Regions from separate parts of the Homo sapiens genome. Here region 1 is linked to region 2. A link is a contact called in ENCODE Hi-C or POLR2A ChIA-PET data. All regions are on one chromosome and are shown on one strand. The core of a region is the stretch at or near the end of the contact, and the rest is flanking DNA. Distances in the headings are between cores, read along the strand shown.

Region 1 (3,900 bases), core at 99-2,598, 490 kb after region 2:
TCCCTGGATTATATCATAAAGTTCTGTAGTTCTGCTGGGAATTGGCAGATTTTCTCGAGAAACAGGTATTATATATATTTTTTTGCTGTTAGAAGACTAGGGTGATTTCCCTGTGACATTAACAGTAGAAAAATTCTACATATAAAAATGGAGCTGCTGAAACTCAGAATTGTTATAAATCAGGTTGACAAGGTCATGGAGGGGTACAAGTGCCAGAGTGGACCACTTTGGTGCTATCAACGTTTCATTTTCTTCATTAATTTCTCACATTTCAATTGTTTTGGTACATGATAGGGAAGTTTCTTAAGGTCATGTGGAAACCTGACCGATCACTGTGTACAGGAGGAATACCAGACATGATATGGTCTAGGAATTTTAAAAATTAATTCTTAAACTTTTAAAACAAAAATGTTATTGTTCATTTTTGAAATAGATCTTTCTTTCTTCCTTTTAAGATCAAGGATGTTTTGTTTATTTTTATGTGACCACCAGAAAACTCTAGCCGGAAATTCTGAAATTTTAATGCACTTGAATGCTTACTTTCTAAGTATAGGTGCTGAGAGCATGGTTTAAGGGGTTGATAGCATATGGGGCCAAGGCAAAAAATGCTTGAAATGAAAGAAATGGGATGCATGATTTGGTTATAAATTAAATTCAAAATTGAGATAAATATAATGACCAAAGGCGAAGAGAACTTTCAACGTTTTAGCAATTGAATTACTTAGTTCCAGGACACAGATGACTACATAAGTTATAAGGCGAAGGTAAACATGGATATATTCTTGTCTGATCCAGCTCACTTAATGTCTCAACACCCCCGTGACGGCGTCCCTGCTCTGTGATGCAGTAGAGAAAGACAACTGACCTCAGAGCCAGGAAACTTGGTTGTGGTTCCAGTTCTAGAAACCCTGTGTGGGAACTTGGGGAAGTGACTCAACTTCTAGCTCTGGTTTCTTCCTCTTCAATGATGTTAGCAGCATGATGATTTCCAGGCTCTTCACATTCTAACAGTCTAGAACTCTGTGAAACTTCCTGCTGTCTCAACAAGTTTCCACGCTAGGAGACTTTGGGCTTATCATTTAACATTTCCATGCTTTCATAAATTAGATGAATAACCTCCGGACTGCCTGGTTTGTAAGATGGTTGTGAAGATTAAAGGTGGAAATATATAGGAAAACACTTTGTAAATCATGAAAGCTTAATAAGTATCAACACTATTTTCTACCTGAGTCAGTAGTCATTGGAAATTCCAATATTTGGCAGTTGTGAATAACTGCCAATTTAACAGTTGTTCAATATCAACAGCTTTTTAAAAGCTGAGGTCTTCAAGCTACAGGTAGAAGGAGATAAAAGAAGCTTTCCTAATTCATTAGAACATCAGTTCTCCCCAGGTATACTGCAGATATGTTATAAGGCAAATTAAAACAAGCTGCAGTTTGCCTTCATGACACTATGAAATGCTTAGGTTGCTGCTTTTTTAATTCGCATGGAAAACTAAAGTTTTTGATGCTTATTTTCTTGATTTTTATAGACATAATGTTCATCATGGAAGTACTTTTCCCCTTTGGAGATCACTGGAAACAGCTTCTGGACCACAAATGGGGTGAACTACTGTATCGAGAAAGGAGAGAGTAAGACTTGAGAGCTATCTTTTTAGCTCAGGGTGCAGGTAAGAAACTGTGGTTTATGTTTCAGAATAAGATGATATTCATTGCGATGGAATAATTGGTTTAGAAGAATAAAAACTGAATGAACATCTGGTCCTTCCTATGAAGATCAAATGATAGTGGTTATCTGGTCTACCCACTACCATCCTATCCTCTCTCCGAAGCTCCTTTGTTGTTGTCCTCAGTACTCCCAGGTTAATGACCGAGACAAAAGTGGAATTTCCTAATTTCCTTGAAAAGGGCCAAAAATACCGTCAGACAGGGAACAGGAAGCATAAAAATATCTCTCAGGAGAGCACCAATTGTTTAAAGATTTCTAGCTCATGTTTGGAGCTATTACAGGGGTGCTCTGAGCATCAGCTGCTCAATGCAACCAGTGACAAGTACTGGCCCAAGGCAGACGTGTGTACTGCTGGGAAACTGCCTAGGAGGCACTGATTTGAATAAGATTTTGAGTAACATTTTGGAGACTAGTCTTGATGTAGAATATCAGCTTGGGAGGCCCCAGCATAGTGGTTCTCAAATATTTTAGAGCAGAGAATCCCTTTTTTAAAAACCAGTAAAATTTCATGTGAAATTCATCTATAAAACAGATAAAAAAGAGGCTGCTGTGATTGAAGGAGGTAGGGAGCAACCTCCCGCTGCTCCGGAGGACTTGAACCCTCAGGCATTTCCATGGAGCCTCAGTCTGAGAGCCACTGATTTAGTAGGTTTTATGTTGAAAGGTCTCTGCAGAGACTTCTCTCCCATGATTTAATACATTTCTACACACATCAGCAGCAACTTTGACTTCTCCTTCATCCTTACTCTTCAAACATATGACAAACCATCTTGACAGAACCTTGGCGATGATCCCAGCATCTGTTCTCTCCTTTCCAGACCACAGCTAGCATCCAAATCCAGGCCTCCTTAGGCCCTCCTGGATGGTTACCAATGCACGACATGGGTTATCCTGATTCCAGGCTCTCTGCCACCTATTGCCCAATCTAGCCAGGAGACTGTTTCCCGATTAATGTTGACAAATCATGATTCTCACTGTGTTTCTCTTTCTTCTGCTATGAAGTCTTTGATGGATCCCTGTGGTTCAGCCCAACAAACTGAGACTACTTCCCTTTCCAGAAGAAACTCTGTGTCTTTTTATTTACTCATCCTGTCCCCTCAGCTTGTATTCTTTTCCTCAATCTCAAAGATTCAACTCAAATGCCACCTTGCCCATGAAGTCACCTGGGAATGTTCCACCAGGAGTGAATGTTCCTTCTATATCCTTGAAGAGTTTTTGTAACATAAGAAATTAGTTGTATTGCATTATTAGTGTGCTTGTTTCGTCTGTGTTTTACTCATCTTTGTAGGATACTTGGCACTTGCTGAGGTAGTGTGCACCTTTTTGCTAAAAAAGAGAGTGAAGATATTGATACTGATCAATCGAGTGTCCCTGGATACCTAAGAAATACAATGTGGCAGTACAGAGCCTGACACACTATTTTCCATATTTCAAAATATTGAATTAAAAGTTGGCCAGGCATGGTGGCTCATGCCTGTAATTCCAGCACTTTGGGAGGCCGAGACGGTTGGATCACTTGAGGTCAGGAGTTCGAGACCAGCCTGGCCAACATGGTGAAACCCTGTCTCTCCTAAAAATACAAAAATTAGTCAGGCGTACTGGGCACCTGTAGTCCCAGCTACTCCAGAGGCTGAGGCAGGAGAATAGCTTGAACCCAGGAGGCAGAGATTGCAGTGAGCCGAGATCACACCACTGCACTCCAGCCTGGGCGGCAGAGCAAGACTCTGTCTACAAATAAATAAATAAACAAATAAATAAAAGTAATAGTGACATATTTATTAAAAATGTATAATTAAAATGAAGTGCTAAATATGGCTTTTGCTTAAAGTTAAAACAGGGCAATTACACGCACTATCTTATTTTCTCAGAAGATTTCTTTTGTGGTTATAAATTACTTTGCCTTATTAAGAAATGAGTTACTACTTAATACATTTCACTTCGTAGGTGTGATGAACTGAATTGTGTCCCCTCAAAATTCATGTTGAAACCTAACCCCTAATGTGACTGTATTTGGAGATAGTGCCTATAAAGAGGTAATAAATACAGATAATAAAGATTAAATGGGCTGGGTGCGGTGGCTCATGCCTGTAATCCCAGCATTTTGGGAGATCGAGGCAGGTGGATCACTTGAGGTCAGAAGTACAAGACCAGCCTGGCCAACATGGTGAAACC
Region 2 (3,705 bases), core at 588-3,087:
CTAAGATGGAAAAACTTAAATGCACCTTAATAATCCAACAAAAGCTTATTAAAACATGAACACAAAATATTCTAAAATATCCTCCCCTGAGGGAGGGAGAACAGAACCTGGTCCTCTTTTAGTTCAGGTTCTACCCTATTTCTTTTCATGTTCAAAGCATGTAATTATCTGCTAGAAGTTATTCTGCATCTCCCAGGCAAATTATATACTTTTTGCATGATTGTAGAGTTTCTCCTTTTTCTTTTCCTTAAAAGGTAAAAAACTTAAATGTAGATAACACAATTATAATAGGGTAAAACTTTCAGCACAATGCTAGATAAAAACAAATATTTTAAATAAATATATGTTCAAAATATATGTTCAAAATCTGTGTGTGGAAACAAATATGGAATTAAGAAATGACAGGGATAAATGACCTACATGATGGAAAACTCGCTTATGATGGAGACCTCTAGGAAGACTGCATGATTTCTCCTGGAAAAAAAAAAAATCCCATAATTTGCATCCCCACATCTGTAGAATTTCCCTGTTACATCCAGTTTAAGTCTGACATCTTTAACTTCTGATCCAAGAGTGACAGCATGTACAACTGCTACTAACATATATGTCCGTTTTGAAGTAGCTCCTGCCTTTATGTACTTGGCTCCAGATTCCTTCCATTCTGACTTTCTGCAACATAACCGATACAGTTTGCATGTATGTCTCCGTCCAAATCTCATGTCGAATTATAATCCCCAACTTTGGAGGTGAGGCCTGGTGGGAGGTAATTGGGTCATGGGGGTAGTTTCTCATGAATGGTTTAGCACCATCCTCCTTGGTACTGTCCTCATGACAGTGAGTTCTTGTGAGATCTGGTTGTTTAAAAGTGGGTAGCACCTTTCTCCTAGCCCTCTCTCCTGCTCCCACCATGTGAGATGCCTCGCTTCCCCTTTGCCTTCCGCCATGATTGGAAGCTTCCGGAGGCCTCCCTGGAAGCAGAAGCCGCTATGCTTCCTGTACAACCTGCAGAACCACGAGCCAATTATACCTCTTTTCTTTATAAATTACTCAGTCTCAGGTATTTCTTTACAGTAATGTGAGAATGAATTAATACAATGACCATAAATGCCTGTAATAGAGGTAACCAAGTAAATATTTGTTGAGAAAAGAAATTTTAGGGATGCAGGCTCTTCCTCTCTCCTCCTTTCCTCATTTTCTTCCCTCCTTTCCTTTCTTTGTTGGCCAGACCACCTAGATTCATGCCAGTACAATTCATGTCATTTTTTTTTTTTTTTTTTTACTAACATTGAAGGCAAGTTGGGAAATTTTGACTGAATTGCTGAAACAAAGGGCATGCGTTCCCGCCATTCCATACTTCTAAGGAACTTATTTTAAAAAGCAAGAAAGGGGCAGCAAAGTCACAGAACAATGAAAGGACACAATGGCCACCTTCACTTTTGTTGAGACTGGAGAGATGGGAGTCGTAGACATGAATGAGTGCAAGCCTCAGTGGGTCTATTGTGCAAAATAAGTTTTACTTGAAAATGGAAAAAATGACCCTGCATTTCTCTTTGCCATTATCTACAGAGTCACACTGGAAAAAAACACCAAGAGAAGCAAAGCAAAAAGAATAGTTTCTATTGGCCTTTCCTTGGCATTGTATACTTTTATTCCTTTATTCTTTTCTTGCTCAACCTCATTCCCAACTATTTTACTATTTTGGGGGCACTGGGGACAGAACTTCTGGGAAACATAACACGCATTAGTCCATTTGTTTTCTCTGTGAATTCTTTTCAGCATCTTTGTGTAGCAACAGGAAGGATGTGGGCTCCCTTTCAGATTCAAATGAGGCAAATCAGCCCTGGCTCAGGTTGACAACATCATGTTTATGTTACACTGTGGCCTCAGAACGCCAGAACTGCTGTCTCTAGGTAGAATGGCCATTTTGTCCTGGGGCTTAATGTCTATTTTTAACATCAGATCCCTAGCCCATGTCTCACAAAAACAACAAACAATTAACAACAAAAACCCCCCAAAACTGCTGACACAGTATAACTACAGCATACTATTTTATTAAGAGAATTCTGAGTTTTAGAGTTGAAAAGATCAGTGTTTTCAAGGTATTCAGAGATATTTTAAATCATATAGGACAGATGTGCAGAAGTGGCAGTGTCTCCATTCAAATTCTTTCTTTTTTTTTTTGAGACAGCATCTTGCTCGGTCATCTAGGCTGGAGTGCAGTGGCACAATCACAGCTCCCTGCAGCCTCAACCTCCTGGGCTCAAGCTATCCTTCTACCTACGCCTCCCAGTACCTGGGACTACAGTTGTGCACCACCACATGTAAATAATCTTTTTTTTTGGTAGAAACAAGGTCTCACTATGTTGCCCAGGCTGGTGTTGAACTCCTGAGCTCAAGCAACCCTCTTGCCTCGGCCTCTCAAAGTGCTGGGATTACAGGCATGAGCCACCATGCTTAGCTTCAGATATTTCTTAAGCTTTTAGAATGTGGTAGGAAAATCCTACCATGTATTTTTCTCAGATTTATATTCCTAAGCATGTAAATCAAGGAGTAATAAATTTATAATATAAACAAATATAAGACTTTATTTTATAAAACTGGATGTTTATTACTAAGGCTTCTACCAAAAGTTCAAAGCAAAACCATGGAAGAGAATGTGGAGTGGTGCTAGACAAATATGTTAATACTGAATTTGGGAACTGAGTCTATTATTAATTCTATTAGTCCAACTTCGTGATCTTGGCAAGTTATTTATCCTCTCTTAAACCTCAACTCCATCCATTCCTCCATCTATCCATCTACCCATGATCCATCCAACAAATACATCCTCTCTACTAAATGCTCAGCCCTTGGTGAATTAAAAAGATGAATAAGCTATCAGCCCACTGGAGCAGCTTTTGATAAAACAAGTGTACAAATAATTCTATGCAAGACAATTGTCAGTTGGAAGTTGTAGGGTGCTAACAGGAGCTTAGTGGAAAAAGAAGTCACTTCCAATGGAGAGATCAGTCAAGGCTCCATTGAGGAGAGACATTTTGTTGTTTGAGAAAGAAGCAAGATTTCTAAATCTAGAGCAGGGTTGAGACATTCCTGGCCACAGGAAAAGCCAGGGCAAAGATGGGCATCAGGGAGGCATGGAAGACATTTAGGGAAGAGTGACAAGTCCACCAGGTGGAATAGGGTCTGAGTGGGGAGGCAGTGGCTCCTCTGATCAGGCAAGCAGCCAAGAGAGGACTTGGACTGAATTTGGAGCTCAGAGGGGAGGCTCTGAAGAGTTCTAAGCAAGAATGACACTTGGTCTGGCAGCTCCATGCAGAATGGCTCTGCCACAAAAGCACCTGAAAGATGCTAGGAAGAAGTTTTAGCAGTCCAGTTCAGTGTTAATAATCTTGCTTTAGGAGGGTGGTGGTGAGGGTGGGATGGAGGGATAGACAGGGCTGTGAACTGGTGGAATGGAACTGGGCACTTACTTATCTCTAATATTCAAGCTTCCACATTCTAGTATTTGACAGTTTAGTGTAAGTGGGGGAAATTAACTTGAATGCCCCCAAAATAGAGGCAAAAATAGCTTTGGATAAAATTTAGTCCCATTTCTATATATATTGAAATCTCAATATCAATTAGTCTTACAGAAAAAACTGGTCTTGCAGAAGAAGTGTCAAGGCATGATATATGAAAGACAAGCTGTATTTAGGTAAACCTACT

What was found. Hi-C counts contacts between places; a loop is a spot of excess contacts on that map. ChIA-PET counts read pairs that join two places held with the same protein, here RNA polymerase II (POLR2A). Pooled maps may share reads with other maps.
Region 1: a pooled map of heart left ventricle shows a loop between it and region 2 (1.9-fold over the local background). The contact joins the promoter of LAMA4-AS1 here to the enhancer-like site in region 2. A Hi-C loop is called at or near these places in 1 of 50 pooled maps. POLR2A ChIA-PET finds 5 or more read pairs at or near these places in 2 of 52 experiments (AG04449 and activated CD8-positive, alpha-beta memory T cell).

The regions. Positions count from the first base shown.
Region 1 is chr6:112,235,248-112,239,147 of GRCh38, forward strand. LAMA4-AS1 (LAMA4 antisense RNA 1) reads left to right here and starts at 1,349. Exons shown (of 3, transcript NR_121193.1): 1 at 1,349-1,391; 2 at 1,532-1,669. All of the region lies in intron 2 of LAMA4 (laminin subunit alpha 4), which reads right to left.
Region 2 is chr6:111,749,459-111,753,163 of GRCh38, forward strand. The region is part of intron 3 of FYN (FYN proto-oncogene, Src family tyrosine kinase); the gene reads right to left. Among named protein-coding and RNA genes, the nearest start is that of FYN, 120 kb to the right of the region's middle. RefSeq lists an enhancer at 1,510-2,082. Within about 2 kb of position 1,838, at least 7 of the 41 ENCODE cell types and tissues checked have a DNase peak (open chromatin) inside an H3K27ac peak, as active enhancers do.